Linked DNA regions of Homo sapiens: all the other regions are linked to region 3. A link is an interaction called in ENCODE POLR2A ChIA-PET data of the cell type or tissue named here. Cell type or tissue: MCF 10A. All regions are shown on one strand. Links, peaks and the distances in the headings refer to the core of each region. The heading gives the core; the rest is flanking DNA. Region 1 has its middle 33 kb from the start of HIF1A. Region 2 overlaps PRKCH (protein kinase C eta). Region 3 overlaps LINC01303 (long intergenic non-protein coding RNA 1303). Region 4 overlaps PRKCH (protein kinase C eta).

What was found. Peaks named below come from ENCODE experiments on the same cell type or tissue, not always from the same donor. Only the 100,000 strongest peaks of a DNase experiment are listed, where the experiment ranks them.
Region 1: POLR2A ChIA-PET joins it to region 3 with 18 read pairs; 9 of 35 experiments call an interaction of 5 or more read pairs at or near these places.
Region 2: POLR2A ChIA-PET joins it to region 3 with 25 read pairs; 16 of 35 experiments call an interaction of 5 or more read pairs at or near these places.
Region 4: POLR2A ChIA-PET joins it to region 3 with 27 read pairs; 18 of 35 experiments call an interaction of 5 or more read pairs at or near these places.

The regions. Positions count from the first base shown.
Region 1 is chr14:61,660,219-61,665,026 of GRCh38, forward strand. No RefSeq gene overlaps it. Among named protein-coding and RNA genes, the nearest start is that of HIF1A, 33 kb to the right of the region's middle. In MCF 10A, for the core only: no CTCF peak of the experiment used is centred there; a DNase peak (open chromatin) is centred at 2,463.
Region 2 is chr14:61,467,983-61,472,790 of GRCh38, forward strand. All of the region lies in intron 9 of PRKCH (protein kinase C eta), which reads left to right. Among named protein-coding and RNA genes, the nearest start is that of PRKCH-AS2, 75 kb to the right of the region's middle. In MCF 10A, for the core only: a CTCF peak has its summit at 2,687; DNase peaks (open chromatin) are centred at 2,709 and 4,459.
Region 3 is chr14:61,561,022-61,565,829 of GRCh38, forward strand. It overlaps LINC01303 (long intergenic non-protein coding RNA 1303), which reads right to left. Exons shown (of 5, transcript NR_110416.1): 3 at 4,299-4,367; 4 at 1-4,220. Among named protein-coding and RNA genes, the nearest start is that of LINC03033, 7.1 kb to the right of the region's middle. RefSeq lists an enhancer at 566-1,765. In MCF 10A, for the core only: no CTCF peak of the experiment used is centred there; DNase peaks (open chromatin) are centred at 1,030, 2,000, 3,430 and 3,740.
Region 4 is chr14:61,510,128-61,514,935 of GRCh38, forward strand. The region is part of intron 10 of PRKCH (protein kinase C eta); the gene reads left to right. Among named protein-coding and RNA genes, the nearest start is that of PRKCH-AS2, 33 kb to the right of the region's middle. RefSeq lists an enhancer at 3,073-3,242. In MCF 10A, for the core only: no CTCF peak of the experiment used is centred there; DNase peaks (open chromatin) are centred at 1,594 and 2,594.

The sequences.
Region 1 (4,808 bases), core at 491-4,490, 99 kb after region 3:
GTGATCCTCCTGCCTTACCCTTCCAACGTGCTGGGATTATAGGTGTGAGCCGCCATGTATCCTGACAAATCTTTCTTTTTACTACTCCTTTAAGTGGGACCTGTAGTTGACCCAATACTCTGAACCGAATATATTCACCTGAGAGAGAAAAAAAAAAAAAACTCTGCCACAAATAAAGCAAAACTGTAACAAGAAGCCTTGGTCACATTTGTTGAAGACTAGCATACTGCTGGCTAGTCTGTCCAGATATCTGAGAATGGATTAAATGGCTTTCTGCTGTTCTTTTTAGGATCAAGATGCTATGAAAAGCTTTAGTATTTGATACATTTCAAGGGAGAAAAGGCTGAGTTTACTTATTTTGAAATGCTATGTGTCTTTGTACTTAGGTGAATACATGTGAGTATATTTTAAATTAAATTCCTTTCAACTATTTCAACTATTTTTACAGACATCATTTACTGAGAGGACAAATGGGTAATATAATAAAAATTGCCATGGGTGGAGGTGAAATGTTGTAACTTACAAGCAGTAATTTATCTTCCTGCTGGCATGTCAGGATATGGTGATGACTACACTTGTTGTTCAAATTATTTCCTAGTAACAACCTCAAAGGAAACCATGTTGAGTCTGAAACCATCTTGCATTTGAAAGCCTGTGTGGCCTTCTTACAGATCACATTTTCAAAGAGGTCAGAAGTCAATGTATATGTAGAATTTCAGACACTGTACCATCTTCCACAGGGATTACACTCAGAGGCCTAAACATGTCACAGGAAAAGTTGTTAGACTGTTTAAAGAAAATCAACAACCAGGCACAGTGGCTCATGCCTGTAATCCCAGCACTTTGAGAGGCCAAGGCAGGCGGATCACTTGAGGTCAGACATTCGACACTAGCCTGGCCAACATGGTGAAACCCCGTCTCTACTAAAAATCCAAAAATAAGCCGGGCATGGTGGTGGCGCATGCCTGTAATCCCAGTTACTCAGGAGGCTGAGGCAGGAGAATCGCTTGAACCCGGGAGGCGGAGGTTGCAGTGAGCTGAGATCGTGCCACTGCACTCTGGCCTGGATGACAATGAGACTCTGTCTCAAAAAAAAGAAAAAAAAAGAAAAGAAAATCAACTGGAAGAGGGTAAAAGGAAGCAAAATCTCTCTGCAACATTGGGGAGTGAATTTGCACAAAGGACGTTCCAAAACATCCATGAAGTTGACTGGAAAAAAAAATAGAAATACAAATGTAAAGTTTAAAGGAGCCCATGAACCTAAGGAAACAGATACTGGGGATTTTTGAGCTGAATACAAAACCTCTGAGAAGCAAAAGAAAAAATATGTTTGCCAAGAGGCGTCCTTTCCATATCTAAAGCAAAACCCACAAATACCCATGAGTAATATCATGCAGGTTATGAAGTTCCTATGCAAAACCAGCAACATTTTCATAAACCAGAATTGTTGGAACAGTTGCAGATATTCATTTAAAAAAATCTGACTGTATAACAGCTCTGAAACGCAAAGCTAGGCCACAAAAGTACATTTCACCACATATGTCAATTTTCTTGAACCCTCTCACTATCAGAGTTGCCCAGGTTTTAAAGTTCCAAAGTTAGTAAAGAGACTGTGAATCAGACACTAAAATATGTTCTTCTACTTTGTACTGTAGCAATGCCATATTTAAGAAAAATATGAAAATGAAACCAAAAAGCAAACAAGATTGTGGAATTCCCTGACATTGTATTATATTTTACCAGCAGCCTCTGTATTACACACTGGAATAGCTTAAATGTGTCTTTTTCAATTAATTTCCCTTTTTTTCCAGAAGAATAAAGAAGTACATTTATTACAGTAAATAAAGTTGGCATTGCTCATATTAAACAAACAGGATGTCTGAACTGTATGCATTAAAAGATTTCAGAATGACAAGGCAAGCAAATTACACATATTAGTGCTTATGCTTTCAGAAAGAATGGAATGCTCGGAAAGTACTAAATCACACGTAGGTACTAGAACAAGAAAAAAATGACAAGGGTGTAATTGGTGGTGAGGGTGGGAACTTTTTCTCGCTTAAAATACATTGGGCTCATTTGTGTCTGCAATGCATCAGTTCCCAGTGCAAGAAAAAAAAGCCACGAATATGGACAGACTCAAAGTCTTCTCCAAATGGAAGATCCAAATCAGAACCTTTGAGGAGGTTTGCCTCAGCACCTTCTGTAGAAGTGGTTGGCAGACACACAACTAGACACAAGGTAACATGGTAGAGCAGTGTTGAGAAGAGGATCCGCAGTGGTCTCCACTGCCCTGGCGGTGACCTTCTCCTCTGACTGTTCTGTATGTAACGGGACTGGCTTGTGCAGGCTGTTCAGCAAACCATAGGTCTGGTTTGCTATCCCCTGATCTTGTAGGTCATGTGATTGGACAAGCTCATTTGCCCTTGGGTGGATGGTGTTCAGTGACCCATCTTGCTGAGTCATGCTAAACCTGTTGAGCATGCAGCCTTAGTGCTTTAATGAAAGTGCCCTTCGTTGCATTTAGAAACAGTGACCCACCCTCTCCCTTCTTTGCTCTGTGTCTAAGTGTCATTGACACAGGACAGGGTTCCACACAGGATGTGATTCATATGAGCCAATCTTGAGTAGGTTTCTTGTGGTTTTTAGTTTTGTTTTAGTCAAAAGAAGGGAAACTTAACCATTTCCAATAGGTTTGATGAAGGTAAAAGCATTTCCCTCATTTTTCTGTCCATGCAAAAGAGCATACTGGGAGACCACAAAAGCCAAGGCGATTTGTGGGCCTATTCCCCCATTTCTCCCACCAGGTGTGGGAAAGAAGCAGAAATTTATGGCTTTGAATGGATTCTACAGATGCCAGAGTATAAGAAATTTCTAATCATTAAAAAGACCTCAAACGTGGCCAGGCGTGGTGGCTCACACCTGTAATTCCAGTATTTTGGGAGGCTGAGGTGGGCGGATCACCTGAGGTTGGGAGTTCGAAACCAGCCTGACCAACATGGAGAAACCCTGTCTCCCTTAAAAATGCAAAATTAGCTGGGCGTGGTGGCGGGCGTCTGTAATCCCAGCTACTCCGGAGGATGAGGCAGGAGAATCGCTTGAACCCAGGAGGTGAAGGTTGCGGTGAGCCGAGATCATGCCATTGCACTCTAGCCTGGGCAAGAAGAGCAAAACTCTGTCTGAAAAAAAAAAAAAACCCACAAACTTGTAAGGACCTTTAGAGTTGACCGAACACTTTCACATTAGTAATTTCATTTGTGCCATACAGCTTGCCCATGAGATAAGTCAGGGTTGGCCTCCTCTTTATGTGAGTTGATATTTTTAAAAATTAGAATGTACCGTAATACGCGTCCTGTATAAGTGATGTTCATTGTACAAGTAATTTTCATTGTTCCCCACTAGTGTAGATAAGGAATGTCCATAGGAAATTTTGTAACAGAGGCCATCCTCCAGCCCCCACAAATACATGCCTCACCCTACCCCAGTATATATGGAAGAATATGTTCAAGAGAAAGTGGCTGTTCACACCTTATTTTAATTTTTCTGAAACAGGAAGCAGGCAGAACAGCGGGGAAAAGGGAAGCTAACTCCTTCTTCCCCTTTCATTTTCTCTGGGGCTATGATGCAAAGCAATGCTACAGAATATTTTAACCCCAGCCAATCACCATAAGAGAACACATAATTAAAAGCATCAGAGGTAAGAGTTAAAGAAAATGATTTTCTAAGCTGTTTGCTTGTTTTGAAATAGAGACAGAGTCTCAGTATGTTGCCCAGGCTGGTCTCTAACTCTTGACCTCAAGCAGTTCTTCCACCTTGGCCTCCCAAAGTACTGGGATTACAGGCCTGAGGCAACACATCTGGCCCTAAGCTATTTTTTAAAAGACAATGTTTAACACATGATATGAACATATGTGTGTGGTAAGTAAAGTAGAATGAGATTTCTTTATTTTTTCTTTTTCTTTTCTTTTTTTTTCTGAGACAGCGTCCCACTCTGTCAGCCTGTCACTCAGGCTGGAGTGCAGTGGTACGATCATGGCTCACTGCAACCTCAGACTTCTGGACTCAAGTGATCCTCGTGCCTCAGCCTCCCAAGTAGCTGGGAATATAGGCACCCACCACTATATCCAGTTAATTTTTTTTATTTTTGCTTTTTAGAGAGGAGTCTTACTATGTTGCCCAGGCTGGTCTTGAACTCCTGGCTTCAAGCTGTCCTCCCGCCTCAAACTTTCAATGCGCTAGAATTACAAGCATGAACCACCTTGCTTGGCCGAGATTTCTTTAAATTATTTGCTCTTTGTTTCAGAGTTTTTAAAAGATTACTCCTTATGTATTTTGATGACAAAACTCCCCCTCAGGTTTTGGGCAATTTGTCTCACAGAAAAATCCCCTTTTCTTTCTTTCAATGACGTATCATCACTTGAATTCTATAAATGCTATTGGCCTTTTTGGCAATCATCACAAAACTATTTTTTATTATTTTGAGCATCCTTGAGGATTATTTGAATCTCTCTATATCTATTCTTGTCACATTCTCTCTCTCTCCATCTGTTTGTCTTTATGGGTTCCTCTTTCTCTCTCCATGTCTGTCATTTCACCCTCTCTGACTTTCTCCCACTACACGCTATCCCTTCCCCACCTCATTCCCGTTAACTGATGTCCTTTATGTACCAAGAACAATATCAATTCATAAAACATTTCCCTCCCTGGGCTCCCTCATATCCCTACTCTACTCTTCCCACAGTCTGCCCCAAAATATCTTTTACAAGTGCTTGAAGAGTCACCTTAAAAATCAGGTCATCAGATGTATGCCA
Region 2 (4,808 bases), core at 475-4,474, 93 kb before region 3:
ATTCCTGACCTGACTGTCCTGCCAAATAATATACAAGCCATTTCCATTATATCACAAATAGAAGTTTTGAGTCTCTAATATGTACAACTGAGAATACTGTCATTAGACGGGAATAGAGGCAGTTTTCCACAATAGGTGGTTTTTGGCCTTTTGGGAAATACCTAAGGATATTTCCTCTGATCTGTTTGGAACCAGGTTTCCCCCTTTCCCTGAGCAGTGGCTGCTACAAATACAATCTGGTTTGCTGCGGGTCATTTGTTGCAGTTTGCCTTTGGCTCAGATCAAAATAGAAAATGAGCCAGAACATGGTGTTTCCTGTCTCTGCATGTTCCTACCTTATTCATAGTGTTCCATCTTTTTTTTAGGTTATTAATTGTGGATTTATTTCCATAGTAAGACAGGATCTGACTTTGGGGCCAACATATGTTGGACCCGCCTCCTTCTCTGCTGAAGATTCTCTGAAGACAAAATGTGCATAGGCCTTCTCCAGGATCTGGATTTTTGGGGGATTATTTGGGACCTTTGCTTCTGTCCTCTCCGGCTACCAGGCTTTCTGACCTTCTGTAGCTAAATAGGGCCACAAAAATGAATAGGAATAAGAGAACCTGAAGTTCAAGCTGTGTCTTTGGCTCTGTCTCTTTGGACGCGACTGCCAAGATATTTGGTGTGACAAAAGGATTTGAAATAGTTGGCCTGTTTTTTTCAGTTTGAGGTTGTTCTGTTGTAACTGGTCTTGTTTTTGGTAGCCATCATTATCACTGACAACCTAGAGACTGAGTAGACCGCCACCTCCATGTCTGCTAAGATAGTATAATTTAAATCTTTGATGTAACCAGAACACAACCCAGGTCACACTTTGCCCCTGTGTCTCATGATGACTGAAAGCTTTTGGGGTGATGATTGCTTGGTTATGGTTTTCCTGGACCCAACTTGGAACCCTTAAAGCCTGCCAAGTTATAGATACTCTGGCTTCAGTAGGGCCCTGTATTGAAACACCAAGTGCCAGGACTGCTCAAAAGGTGAAAATGAGATGGGTGTTCTGCCAGGTGGTTTAGTGAAAAATCAGTCAATCCAGGATCCCACTGACTGAATGCTAGGCAAAAGAAACAGTTCTTTTATTTGTTTTCATTTTTTGCAGAGTTGGAGGTCTTGCTATGTTGCCCACACTGGTCTTGAACTCCTGACCTCAAGCAATCCTACTGCCTTGGCCTCCCAAAGTATTAGGATTACAGGCATGAGCCACCGTGCCTGGCTAGAAACAGTTTTTTAAAAACTCATTCTAATTAGGAAGAGAAGACCAATACACATGGAAGAAAAGTGTACAGTAGATAGCATGTAGTAAATATAGTCCTTATGCTACAAAAGGAAAGGTAGTTGAAAATGAACATTGGGTTCTAGGGGAAACTCTTAAGTATGTGCCAGTCTGTGCTCAGAAGTACAACCTGATTGGCTGTGAGACTAAAGCCAACTGATTGCTTTAAGCAGCCCCTCGGGTGTGGGCTGCAGATGGTTCCCTAGGAAGCTGGGTTGAGTCCTGCTGTGATGAGCTGGGACTGCCAGGTAGGACCTGAAGCGGCTGCCAAGGGGCTGCCACCCCACCCTGAAGACAAAATCATACAGTCTAAAAACCTGACTGCTTTGGATCAAAATCATACCCTGTAATATGTTCTAGTTTTTAAATAACTTGGGTTTTCCTTAATTACTTAATCTCTGCTGAGAACCCAGCTGCATCCATCTCTTCTAGGTCCGGAATTATCCACAGCATCTCATGAGCAGAAACAGCCATGTCAACATAAAGTTAGCAGACTCGTCGTGTAGAGAGTTGTGCACTGGCAGGTTAGGGGGGAAGGTGTTCATTCATTCAGCAGATATGCACTGAGTGCTTGCAAGGCATAGGGCTCGCCTTCAAGCCTTGAGGACGCAGCAGTGAGCAAAACAGAAAAGAGTCCCTGCCCTCATGAAACTGACATTCTTTGGGAAGCTTATAAGCCTGAAGCTCATGAACAGATTGTTCATCTTATAGTCTCAGCTGGTGACCCTCCATGGCAGCTGCTCCCTGTGGCAATTCCTGGATTTTCCTTTCAGACAGGCTCAGAGCCGTCATCTGCTTGAAGAGTCTGGGGGGCTTGTCTGAAGCTGCATTTGCATATCAAGTGCTCCGTTATATTTTTTGTAGGATGCAGTGAGATTACTGGGGGGAGGCGTAGCTCGAGTCCTTGGTCCTTGGTACTGTCTCTGGTTAGTGGTGGGTTCTGGGTCACTATTATAGGGGTTGGGAGGTTTAAAGCAAGAGGCAGAATGGCAAGAGTAGCAGCCCCAGTAGGCTGCATTTGCTCCCGTTGCCACTTGCACGATCTTTCTCATCCCGCTGGCAAGACTAGTCTGTTCACTGGCAGCCCCTGCATCAGGCTGTGAGGACGCCCTGTCTACCTCCCGTCTCCATCCCTGTATTAACCCATGTGCTATCAAGAGCGACTGACTCTTTCTTTACAAGGTTCTTTTTCCTTCCTTCCCCGTAAGCTAATAGTTTGGCTCAGGCTCGCCAGCAGACCCTCCCCTTTTTTGCTGGAGGGCTTTGGCATGCCCTGTCTTTTCTTTGGGGCCACCCAGGGAGTTCCTGTTTCCTTTCTGTGGGAGGCTTCCAATTCTTAGTTATAGCAAAAGAGCCTGTATTTTTTAGCTCACTCCTGCCCACTTCTGGTCTTGAATGACTTATGGCTTAGGTGTTACAAATGGGAGTCCTGGAACTCTTCCCAGAATCTCTTAATTCCATTCTTGTGGTATATGACGTTCTAAACATTAAAATGATGTAATATATAACTCCCAACCAAAACAAAAGAGGAGATCCCTGCTAGCCAAATTCTTCCCTCCTCTCCATACACGTTTTTCCGTCGCTGTGCAGTGAATCCTGGGATGTGTTTGTCAGTCAGCTTCCTTGTTCTTCTGGCTCCTCACTCCCCAGGGACCACCGAGCCACAGACTCCACGGTTTTCTCTGAGGGCATGCGAAGTGGAAACTAACCTATCCCTGCAGCCAGCCCAGACCTTCTACAATCATATCTACCAGTGGTGAAAGGCAGTTCAAGATGAGTTGGACACAATCAAGAAAAATAGGGAACAAATATGTCATAGCTCCTCTCTGTCTGCTGTCTATAGAAGGAGGCTAATAGCAGCAGATCTGGTGAGGGCCAGTGGCCCATGGACCTGCCTGCCCCAAGGCAGCAATCATGGGAGTGGGGTCAAGGAAACACTAAGGAGGTACACCTGATAGGACTTTTTAAAGAGGAGTGGCCAGGGTTCTGGCCGGTTTGAAGCCTGGAGAGAATGGAATGGCATGAGTTCAGTTTTGGGGACATTCAGTGGTAAGACTGGTTTCTGTTTTCTCTTCTGGAAGCTCATAGATACAGGATCTGCTCATTCACTTGATTTGTGCCTCTTATTTGGGCTTCAGGACACATCTCTGGCCAATCGCAATTAAAACACCATGCCCAGTTAGCCATCATCGCCACTCAGAGCTGTCTGCTTTACCGGGCTAAAAAAAATGATCTTTATCACCAGTTGTAAGTGACTTAAAAAAAAAAAGTACCCTTCCACATTGCTCAGAACTTTGCCGTCACCTTCTTGACCCTCACCAACAGGTCAGGTTGTTTTAATAATCTAGTGGCTGGTAAGCTTTCATCCTTTACAATTAAAAAAAAAATCACTGATTTGCATAATGCAGTGCCATTTGCCTACTTTGTTGGGGGTGGGGGCTGTCCTGTTCATTGTGGATGTTTAGCAGCATCCCAAAATACCAGCAGCACCTCTCCAGTTATAACAACCAAACATATCGCCAGACATTGGTTCCCAGGGGGGAAGAATCTCCCCTGGCTCCCTTACATGACTGTCAGGTGATTGTCTTTGGTATGAAAAGTCAAATGGGTTAGACGATCACTTTTCTTTTTATAGAAGCCAAAGCCAAATGTGTCAGACCTTCTTTATGAAAATATAAGCGTTATTTTTTTTCTGAGTTTGTAGAAAGGCAAAGTTCCTGTTGGGGGCTCATTACAGCTGTTGGTGCCTGCACTGACAGTGGCATTGTTAGGGATGGAGCCCCTGAGCTCGGGGGAGACAGCGGAAGCGTGCAGCGTCTGTTTAATGTGAGTGAGGGCTGGCATGCTGCTGGCAGCTCTCAACAGTGAAGCCTGCTGCTCGATAAGGCATTATTATCAGAGCCTGGGGGCATCCAGGGAGCAAAAGATTAGCTGACTGAGCATATATCTAAAATGGGTTATTTTTAAAAAGCAAGCAGTACAAATACTGCAGCTTGTCTTGTTTTAGCATTTAATAATTACACTTTCACTTTACCAGCAAGGCATTGAGTCAGTGGCATTTTATGAAAAGCATCCTCCCAAACCTGAACTTTGTGAGTCAGATTCCCATCCTGTGTGTGGTACATGTGGTTGGATTGTACAAACAGATAATCAGAGTTTTGCAAAATGTTTCCCAACCAGCATGGGAAAACGTGCTGATAGCAATATGATTGGGCTTTGAGGGAGAGCCACTTGCTGGCTTTTTTTCTTTTGTTTCCCATACATGGAAATGCCATTTCAACTTGAAATGTGGATACCTTACCAGAGGATTGCTTGAGCCCGGGAGGTTGAGGCTGCATTAGCGAACTGGGACTGCACCACTGCATTCCAGCCTGGATGACAAAGTGAGACTCCTGTCTCAATTTTTTAAAAACCCACACACAAAAAAAACAACAAAACAAAAAGTAGAACCTTAAATGCTATCTTAAGGCTGAATAGTCTCTAAATATTGAAAGTA
Region 3 (4,808 bases), core at 350-4,349:
CAGCACTCCAGCCTGGGTGACAGGGCAAGGCTGTTTCTTTAAAAAAAAAAAAAGAGAGAGAGACAGAGAATAACTTGTGAACTCTTAATTCTTAATACAAATTACATTTGGTTGAGAGATCAGTATATCCGTATTTCCCCATCTAAAGTTCCCATAGCCATCAGTCAAGGGAGGGAGGAGAAGAAGCACTTTCCAGTTCATCCTGGAGGGGGTGGAGTTCAGACACTGCTTCTAAGAGCAGTCCCCCATCTCTTCACTCACCCTGCTTTATTCCCCAGCCACCCTCACCCTCATTTGATTCCATTTGCCCGGAAGGGATGAGGAAAGTGGAACCAAGGATTTTTATTGTTTGTGTTTCCCACCACTGTCTGTCTCAGAGGCAGAACCTGAGAAGTCTGGAATTTCTCCCTGGTCCTCTCTGCACAGCCCCCAGTGCCACCCGTAAAGATGTCCATTCCAAGTGAAAGCCACTGCACTTCAAAAGCAGCAGAGGTGGGTTCTCCTTCATGTTCCCTGTATGTGAGGGAGAGAACCAAACACCAGGGTCAAACAGAGGCACTTCCAAACCTGTGCCTTATTTCTGGGGAAAAAAAAAAAAAAAGTGAGACTGATTCAGTCTGGGACATGGTAGCTTTCTGTCTCAGAAAGCTGGGCAGGACCAGAGAAAGTGGCTTTGTGAAACGCAGGGACAAAGCTAGCTCAGGGCTCTGCTCTTTCTCAGCAGACCATTAGGGGAATCAGGGCAGGCCTTCCCCTCCCAGCTGACTTGGAGCCACACAGTGGCTTCCATGTGACTCCATGGCCAGTGCGACAAATGCATGGCCTTGGCTGAGGAAGCACAGGGGCTGTGGGGATGACTGGATCCCAGGTCCCAGGAGAGATAGCGAGACATGTTGGAAACACTGTGTCTGGAATCTTGTGCTTGACTGCTCAGGAATGCGTGGTCTGGGTAACTTTCTGGTTTGACTTACAGGAAGGTCTGATGGGGGCAGAGCGGGAATGTTGTAACAGCCCTAGATCACCTTGGAAAAATACTGTTTGCCTGCCAGCCCGGAACTGCCATTCCAGGAAGCAGCTGCTGGTGAATCAGCAGCCTCCTCTTTCCTTGTGGCTCCAGGAAGCACATGAAGGGCCTCCCCCACCTCCTCTCCAGGGAGGGAAATGCCCACTAGCCATATACAGGCTCTTCTGGAAGGGACAGAGGTGGGGACTCCATGGCAGACTCTCCATTCCGCCCCACCCCCCACCCCGCAACACACAAAGGGAGTTGGAAAAGGGATGAGAGACCCCTAAGCCTCAGACTCAGGCTTTTGATGTAGAAAATCATACATGGTTTCTAAGTCTCTTGTCTGGAGTTCACAACAATAAAGCTAGGTAGAAATCTCTACACACTGCTTGGCATGGGTTACATTTGCCTCAACATAATGTCTGTCTCTTACCTGCAGATCCAGCCTGGGGCTGAGAAACTCACAGGAGGTTGTCGGTTGGCTCTGGTCAAGCGGCTGTTTGGGCATGAGTGCCATTTGTACTCAAGGTCAAGGGGCAGCCTTAGTAGGTCAGCTGGAAGAGTCTTGGGAAAAGGTAGGGGGACCGTAATGCCAGCTGTCCATTCCCTCCACGGGCCCTGTGGTGCCTCCACCTGGGTGGAGAGTCCCTGCTTTCTGCCTTTCCATTGGCCAATCTCTGGCCTCCTCCTGAGGTTGCTGCTGTCCCTGGAACAGCTTTGGGCTAGTGGACACAGCAGTTATGCCTCAATTTCCCTATAGCTACATGGAGCCAATTAAACAGTGGACGGATTTGGAGAGGTGGATCATTTCAGATTCGCTCCTGGATTTTCACCCCCACTTAAGAGAGAGCTAAGTCTCCTTCTTTCTTCTCTCTCTCTTTTGCTCTTTTTCTCCTTGTGTGTGTCTGACTCACCTCTGTGCGGTTACATTTAAACACCAGTTTAGATCTCAATGACCCACATTCAGCCTTAGTGACTATGAAAGCAAGGCCATGCTCACTGATGACTCAGGAGAACTGGGGCCTTGAAAGATGAGCTGAGTCAATGAATGTGAGCTGTGGAGTTTTTACCACTCCCCCTCTCCCAATCCTTTTGTAATGTACCCACTCCCTTAGCTTTCTGAGTGTCAGTGTCCTTGGCCTTCCAGGGCTTGTGTGAGTACATGGAGGAATCAAGGGAGAGGTGGGTGAGATGGCCACAACCACCCTCCGCGACTCTTCATCCTTGAGCCTTTAGGACAGGTGCCCCCAGGCTCCATGGGAGGCAGGCAGCTGTGCCGGCTGCAGCGATGTGAACGGGGAAGCCGAGAGGAGGGTGTTGGGACAGGAGCCAGCTCTAAGTAACCTCCTACAGGTGATGGTTTTGGCTTCACCTGTTGGCCAGAGCCCTCCAGCAGAGAGGGGGAATTTATATGCTACTGTGAAACTTCTAGATACACCCGAAGTCAGGGTAGATGAAGGTAGAGGGAAGAGAAGGACCTCCCAAGGACCAGCCCCTGGAGTTCATTTCCTGCCCTTAGAAACAATGTCACCCTCATTTCTCTCCTTTCTCTACCTGCCTTTGCTCGGTTTCCATTCACTGCCTCTGTTACTTTTGGTTGTTTATGGTTAAGTCCAGTGGTTCTTATCAGCCATACTTGGAAACTTGTTAGAAGTACAAATTCTCAGACCCCATCCCAGGCCTACTGAATCAGCAACCTGGGGTGGGGCCAGCAGATCTGTGTTTTAACTAGCCCACCAGCTGATTCTAACATCTGCTCAAGTCTGAGAACCCCTGGTCTCACCTCTCTCTCCAGTTAGGCTACAGCCTCCTAGAAAGTACTGACTTGAGAGGGCTTAGTGTAGTCCTGGGCACCCAAGGACTCAGCTCTGCACAGAAACTGTACCGGGAAAGTAGAAAGAAGATTCAAGGAGGCAGTCTGGTCATGATCAGAGTTTGAACCCAAAGGTTAGGCCCTGGGTTCCAGTTGGGTGACCTTGGCCAAGTCACTTACTTTTCAGACTCTCTGGTTCCTCCTCAGTAAAGTAGATGGAAGAACTGGGTCTCTGGGGTTTGGGTAGTTCTCATGTCTAGAAATCTGGATCTGGCCAGGGCCTGGCTCATGATTCCCCTCCTGCATGTGCTGACTCTGCCCAGCCCCAGTGGAAGAGTCAGCATGCAGGGGAGGAATAACGAGGCAGGCCCTGTGCTTCTCCTGGTCCTCAGGCAGTTATTGTTTGTGAATGTGTGATATGGAGAGGTAGAGAGAGATCTGAATCTAGAAATGAATTAGAAACATATTAGGAGAAGCCAGAGCCTTCAACAGAAATGAAGCCCGTCCTTTGAGTGCCTGTCCCTGGCAAGTTGAAGGTGGAGTCCCTCTGTCAGGAGCTCAGTTGAACTGGGAGAGGGAGCGCTGAGCTGCCAGGTGTCACAATAGTCAATTAAGGCAACAAGCCCAAAACAAAAGAGTCAAGCTTTCAGTCATGTCCTGCAATGGTATAAGCAAGTATCTGAAACCAGAGAAAGCGTGGACTCTCCCTGTTCCATTTCCCCCATGGAACACACAGGGGCCCAGGGTCAAGTAGATCAGCAGGAATGTCGGGTTGGGGTGGTCTCACTGCTGACAGAGCCCTGAACAAAAGGCTCTGGAAGTTTTATGGACTCTGGGGCCGAGAGCAAGGGAGGGGGAAGGCTAGGAGTGGAAGTACTAGATTCTGAGTCATTGTGGGGAAAAGCGGCTTCAAGATTTCTCTCCCTTCCCTGCCCCACCCAAAGAAGGCCTCAGCAGAGGCGCCTAAAGAACACCTCTCCCCAAGGCTTCTGATAAACCCAGGAATGAAGGCTCAGGGGCTAGGAATGCAAATATGTGATGACTACGACCAGCCAGAGAGACCTGAGACCTTGAGAGCTCCCTCCAGAGACTGCCACGCATGGGCTGTGCCCCAAGTCTGGGGTAGGGGTCAGCTTTCCCCAAGTTTGTGGTCAGGCCTGAAAAATCACACACAAGTTTTTCACCAGGAGGCCCAGGGAGATACTATGTGGCCTCTTCTCCCACCTACCTCTTCTGAGCCACGCTTTCCAGCTGTCAGGCAAGTATCAGGGCACCTACCTCTGCACAGAAGGGCAGTGACTTTCTCCAGGTGGAAATCGCTTTTCATCCAAATGTCTAGGCTCAAATCTCTTGGTTCCTGCATTTTAAGTTATGGGTATCTCTGGGAAATAATTGAGAGGACTAAGTACAAACACCCATCAAGCCTTCACATTATTGGCATGTATAAGATTCTGTTAGGTCAAGTGGCATCCTCCTTACCCTTTTTCTGAGGATGACCATGTGTTAATTGCTACAGACCAGAACTGTCTTCCTGAAAGTTGTCCAGGGCTGTGGGAAAAAAGTTGAATATTTCAGTGCAAGTTCTATTGACACTAAAGCTAACACTGAATCACTCACTTATCCCAGCCTATGCTATTTTTTTTTTTTTTTTTTTGACAGGGTCTTACCCTGTCACCCAGGGTGGTTGGAGTGGCATGATCTTGGCTCACTGCAACCTCTGCCTCCTGGGTTCAAGAGATTCTCCCACCTTAGCCTCCTGAGTAGCTGGGACTACAGGCACATGCCACCACATCTGGCTAATTTTTGTATTTTGGTAGAGACAGGGTTTTGCCATGTTGGCCAGGCTGGTCTTGAACTCCTAACCTCAAGTGATCCACCACCTCAACCTCCCAAAGTGCTGGATTACAGGCAGGAGCCACTGCGCCTGGCCTAGCCTATACTGTTTTCTTTATATTATATACTTATATGTCCTGTCTTTTCTATCAGATT
Region 4 (4,808 bases), core at 501-4,500, 51 kb before region 3:
GACCAGAGCCTGGGAAGGAGCAGGGCAGAGCTGGCAGCTGAGGTAGATGGGGGTGAGAACCTGGAAGGTTTTGAATGTTGGGCTAGGAAGTGTGGGCTTTATTTTATTTGCCTTTCAATAGAAGCCAACAGAGGTTTTTGAGGAAGAGACTAACGGGAAATAAATGCAGTGTGTTAGAGTAAGTAACAGAGGAGTAAGCCTGGAAGCCAGGAGTTCAAGTAGGAGGTCTTCTCATAGGTCAGGCAAGAAACAGTCACAGCTTGGGGCAAGCCAGTAATGGTGGGAAGAGAAAGGAAAAGAGGAGGGGGAGCGATTCACATCGAAGGGAGTCTGATGATGTGGTTGGGGGACCAAGGAGTAGGCGTTAAAGATGACTCCGAGATTTCCAGTGAAGGAGCTTTTAACTGAGTAGGGATAGCAACAGAGTACAGTTTAGTTTTTGTTTTTTTGTGTTTAAAGAAACACTTCTGGTAGTTTTGCCCATAAAGCAGTTAGAGATGCGGCCTGGCTCTCCGGAGAGAGGTGTCAGGATAGGGATTTAGACTGGGGAGCCATCTGTCTAAGGGAATACTTGAACTCACGGGACTCAACTGCAAGGTAAAGTGTCAAGCAGGGCAACTGTGCACAACTGGGCAGATTGGGCCCTGAACAACCCTAGGGAGTGCCACCGTATCCTAGTCATTGTAGATTTGTGCAATGATTGAATTTTCTGGCAGATGGCAGTCAGATGTCTTGAGAAAGGGGCACCTTTTTCTAATGTGCACAAAGGTACCATATGGTGTGGCAGGAATGCTGGAAGTAAACCCAGGCAAGAGCCAAGAACAGAACCTTAGGGAACCAGCTATCCTATAAGGGAGGGTGGAGGAGGAGGAGCCTCCGGAGGAGACACTTAGGGGTGGTGAGAGACTTAGGTAGGATTTAAGTGTTTAGTTGCCTCCAATTTGCCTGAAAATAGAGTCACCACACAGTGAACTCTCATCTTACTTTGGTTTAATGACTCAAGTAGAGCCTCTGCTCATATTATCCATCAGTTCTTCCTTTTCACATAGCCGGTGAGTTTTCCTTGGCACTAGCAAGTGGGATCATTAACTGTCTCCATTTGGTTCGGATGTAGAATTATTAAACCTGTGGTTCTGGTCTTGAGAGCCAATGCCTGGCAGGTGACTGTGGCCCAGGGTGAATACCTGCTGCAAAGCCTCCTCTAGAAGGCCCACTGCAGAGCCTGCCTGGGGAGCTCCTAGGAGGGCAAAGGGCACCCTGCCAGGCAAGTCACCTGTCACACCTGGCTCCAGCCAGCTAGGAGTCAGATTGGGGCAGCCCCCCACCCAGAACTGCCAGAGCCTCTCGGATGGCTCAAGTCCTCACCTCTGAGGGCCTGGCAGGGTGAAGAACGCTCCTTGCCTCCTGAACCATATAAGAAAGAAAAGGCATCCCCAGAGCTATAGCTTGGAGGCTTGGCTCCTTTATGGCATAAACTACAAAGGCGCACAGCCTCCCCGATGTGTGCCAATAAGATGGCATAAATGCTTCTTGTGGAAGAGAAGGCTTGTGCCCTGCCTTGGCACATGATCCTCTGCCCACACATGCTTGTCATTGCTGCTTCCTGGCGCTTGTGACCTCCTTTGCATCAGTGGAAAGTTACAGGAGGAGAGATAGCACCACCTTTCTAGTCAGGAATCTGTCACGCAACCCAGATCAAAAACTTCAAGTTCACTTCTGTGTCAACGGGATCCCGACTCTGTGGGTGGATAGAACATTGTGTGGAAAGGCTGTAAAACTCAGAGTGTAACTGCAGTTTTTATCTGAGTGGCTGGAACTCTAGCTTGTTTATTACCTAGATCAGACAGGTAAAATGTTCTACTTTCAAATAATTCATGTTTTTCAGATCTTGAATTTTGGTAAATTTTTTTCATCAGTTGATTCTGTTTCTTAATTTGAGGAATAGAGTTCCTTTTCTAATGGGAAAATATATCACTTGTCATGTCTGTGGTGCTTTCTTGTGTTCTACAAACTCTACGTGAGCATAGGCTGTCTGGCTCTGGGGATCAGAAGCACTCAGGGAGCTCTGAGGACAGGATTTCATATACTACATCCTGAAACTGGGCAGATGATCACATGACCCTTTTTTTTTTTTTTTTTTTTTTTAAAGCAGGGCTCAGAAGCAGAGAGAGAAAGAGAATTTTTCCACAGCCTCAGAGAGAAAATCCAGGAAAATCCAGGAGTAGAACTCATGAGGCTGAGGTTCTGGAACTGTGTTCCCAAACTGCCTTCTCTGGAAAAAATGCAGAGGGAACCAGCCGATTCCTAGTAAAAAATTTTTGACTTACTGACTTTCAAAAAGAAATGAGTTCCATATGATGGGAATTGCATTCTTTGATTTGGACTTAAAGGATTTTCTGAGCTTTTAAATGGTTTCCTATGTAATATTCCATCTCTTCTGGTTTGGGAGTTTTCCATGAAATGCCTTTTTAAAAAATACCCAAAGCATCAAATGAGCTTTTCAGCTTGATGAAGAACTTAAGAAATTTCATCATTCCTTTTCTTCCTGGCTGACCTTTTAATTTTACACAAGATATACAGGAGTGATTTGTCTTGTCTGGTTTGTAAGGATTTTTAATCACCAGCCACACACATTAGTCACTGGCTTTTGTACCTACAAGCCCAATTTTCTTTGTTTTGGGGGTTTTTTAAATAAGTTTGTTTGTTCATTTATTTGGAGACATGGATCCTGTTCTGTCCCCCAGGCTGGAGTGCAGTGGCATGATCATATCCTCAAACTCCTGGATTCACGTGATCCTTCCACCTCAGTCTCCCAAGTAGCTGGGACTACAGGTACACACCACCACACCCAGCTAGTTTTAAAAAAAATTTTATAGAGACAGGGTCTCACTGTGTTGCCCAAGCTGACACTTACAGTAACAGTAGGATCAGACTGAGAGCTGGAAAAGGAACAGCGCAATGGGATTGGTAGCATAAAAGATTTACCACCAGATGCAGAAAGCAGTTCTCACCATTGCTTCCTCAGTTCCTTAGCATCCACCACGCGCAGAACTTTACACTTTACACTCAAGGGGTGTATGAATAAAGGGAATGCAACCAAAGTTTAAGGTAAGAAACTCAGAGCTTGTTCAGTTCAGTTAGTACTTAATTGGCTACCCAGCCTTGTGCCAGGTACCTTGTTCTGGGGCTAGAGAGCTGAAATAAGCATGGAGAAGATCTGCAGGGAAACCAACAGATGCAATCAGTGCAAGAAATGCTGTCATTAGAAGTGTGTACCAAACACCATTGGAGCACAGGCGGAGAGACACCAAACTTGGCCTAGGAAGGGATGCAGAGGCTTTGGAGACAGAGAAGCTTCAGTTAAGAGTGAAAAAGTCAGCCCAGGAGAGAAATGAGCTCTTCCATTTATCTGTGGTGATAAATCAATGTGTTTTAATTTTTCCTTTTTCAGTCCGTTTAGGACCAATACTTTTTATAAAATGTATTAAAAGTAAATTACTAGAAAAATGAAATTTCCAAATACATATAAAACAGAAGACCACATTTTTATTATTAGATTCAGCGGACTTATATTGTCATGTAGTATGACAGTATGATAGTTTGTCATACTGTCAAATAGTTTCGAAAAACTCTGTGCCTCTACTTTTACCTCACCATGGGTCAGCGCCAGTTTGCAGATGAGCGGCAGTTTGTGGACCACACTTTGAGTAGCATTGCCCTGGGCAGAGGAGGACATATGTGAGGATATAGTGATTGACTGATGTGAGAAATGTGGAGGGAATATCATCGTGTCCCATCCCATCGTTTTACAGATGAGGAAACTGAGGCCCAGAAAGGTGACAGAGCTAAGACCAGAGTCCCTGCTTTCTAACTCGAGACAGTTCTTCTTCTTGTCCTTTGACTAACTCACCTGAACAGTCACCAGATAGCACCAGCATTCCAGCCTGCCTACCCTGCTTCACCCACGCCTACTGCCTCTGAAGAAAGGGAAGAATCTGTGTCCATCAGAACATGCCGGGGATACCAGGACACCAGCCTGCTGCCCAACCTGGCTGACCCGTCTGCTCACGGACCCTGTCTTAATGACAGAAGCCACTCCAAGAGTTCACTGTGTCCTGCAGTAGCCAGTTAAATTCATGTAAATCCTGTTTGGGCAGTCAGTGGAATTTTTAATACTCTTCTCCTTTAAAAAAAAAAAAAAAAAAAGGAACAAAGGTTTTTCTCATCTATAAGCCAAACATGAGCAGGCAGTCACCAAGCAGGGCAAATTGTTATCTCTTGGAATCAGTTTGGTTCTAGACTGGTCTTGAAGGATTGACGCCTGGTCTGGGGTGGACTTGAGAGCCACAGAGTATGCTGTCCTGGTCTTAGGTCATCCCCAAGACAGGGGACCTCTGCAGGCAATAGCAGCTTCACGTTGGCTGTAGAGGTCCCAGATGGGTCCCAGGGTCCCAGCACAAACCAGAATCCACCCAGCTCCCCCCACATCCTCCCTAATCCTTCCTCACTGCGGTCTCCTGGGAACCTGGCCAAACCCAATGGTCAGGGAGGGAGTTGCTGTTCAGATTAATAGCCATTTATTATGGGCCTGGTATTTGCAAAGCACTGTGTTAGGCACTGAAGGGAACCCCGAAATATAAAGATATAGAAACGAAGGCAATGAGTCTCCTCATGGATATTGCATTTTAGGTGGAGAAATAAGTCATATAACAGCCCAGACGGGATTTTGAAATTTGTTCTCTCTGCCTGCCTCTTTTGGTCCCCATGACCAAGGAAGGCAAACACCAGTGCAGTGGCATTGATATAAA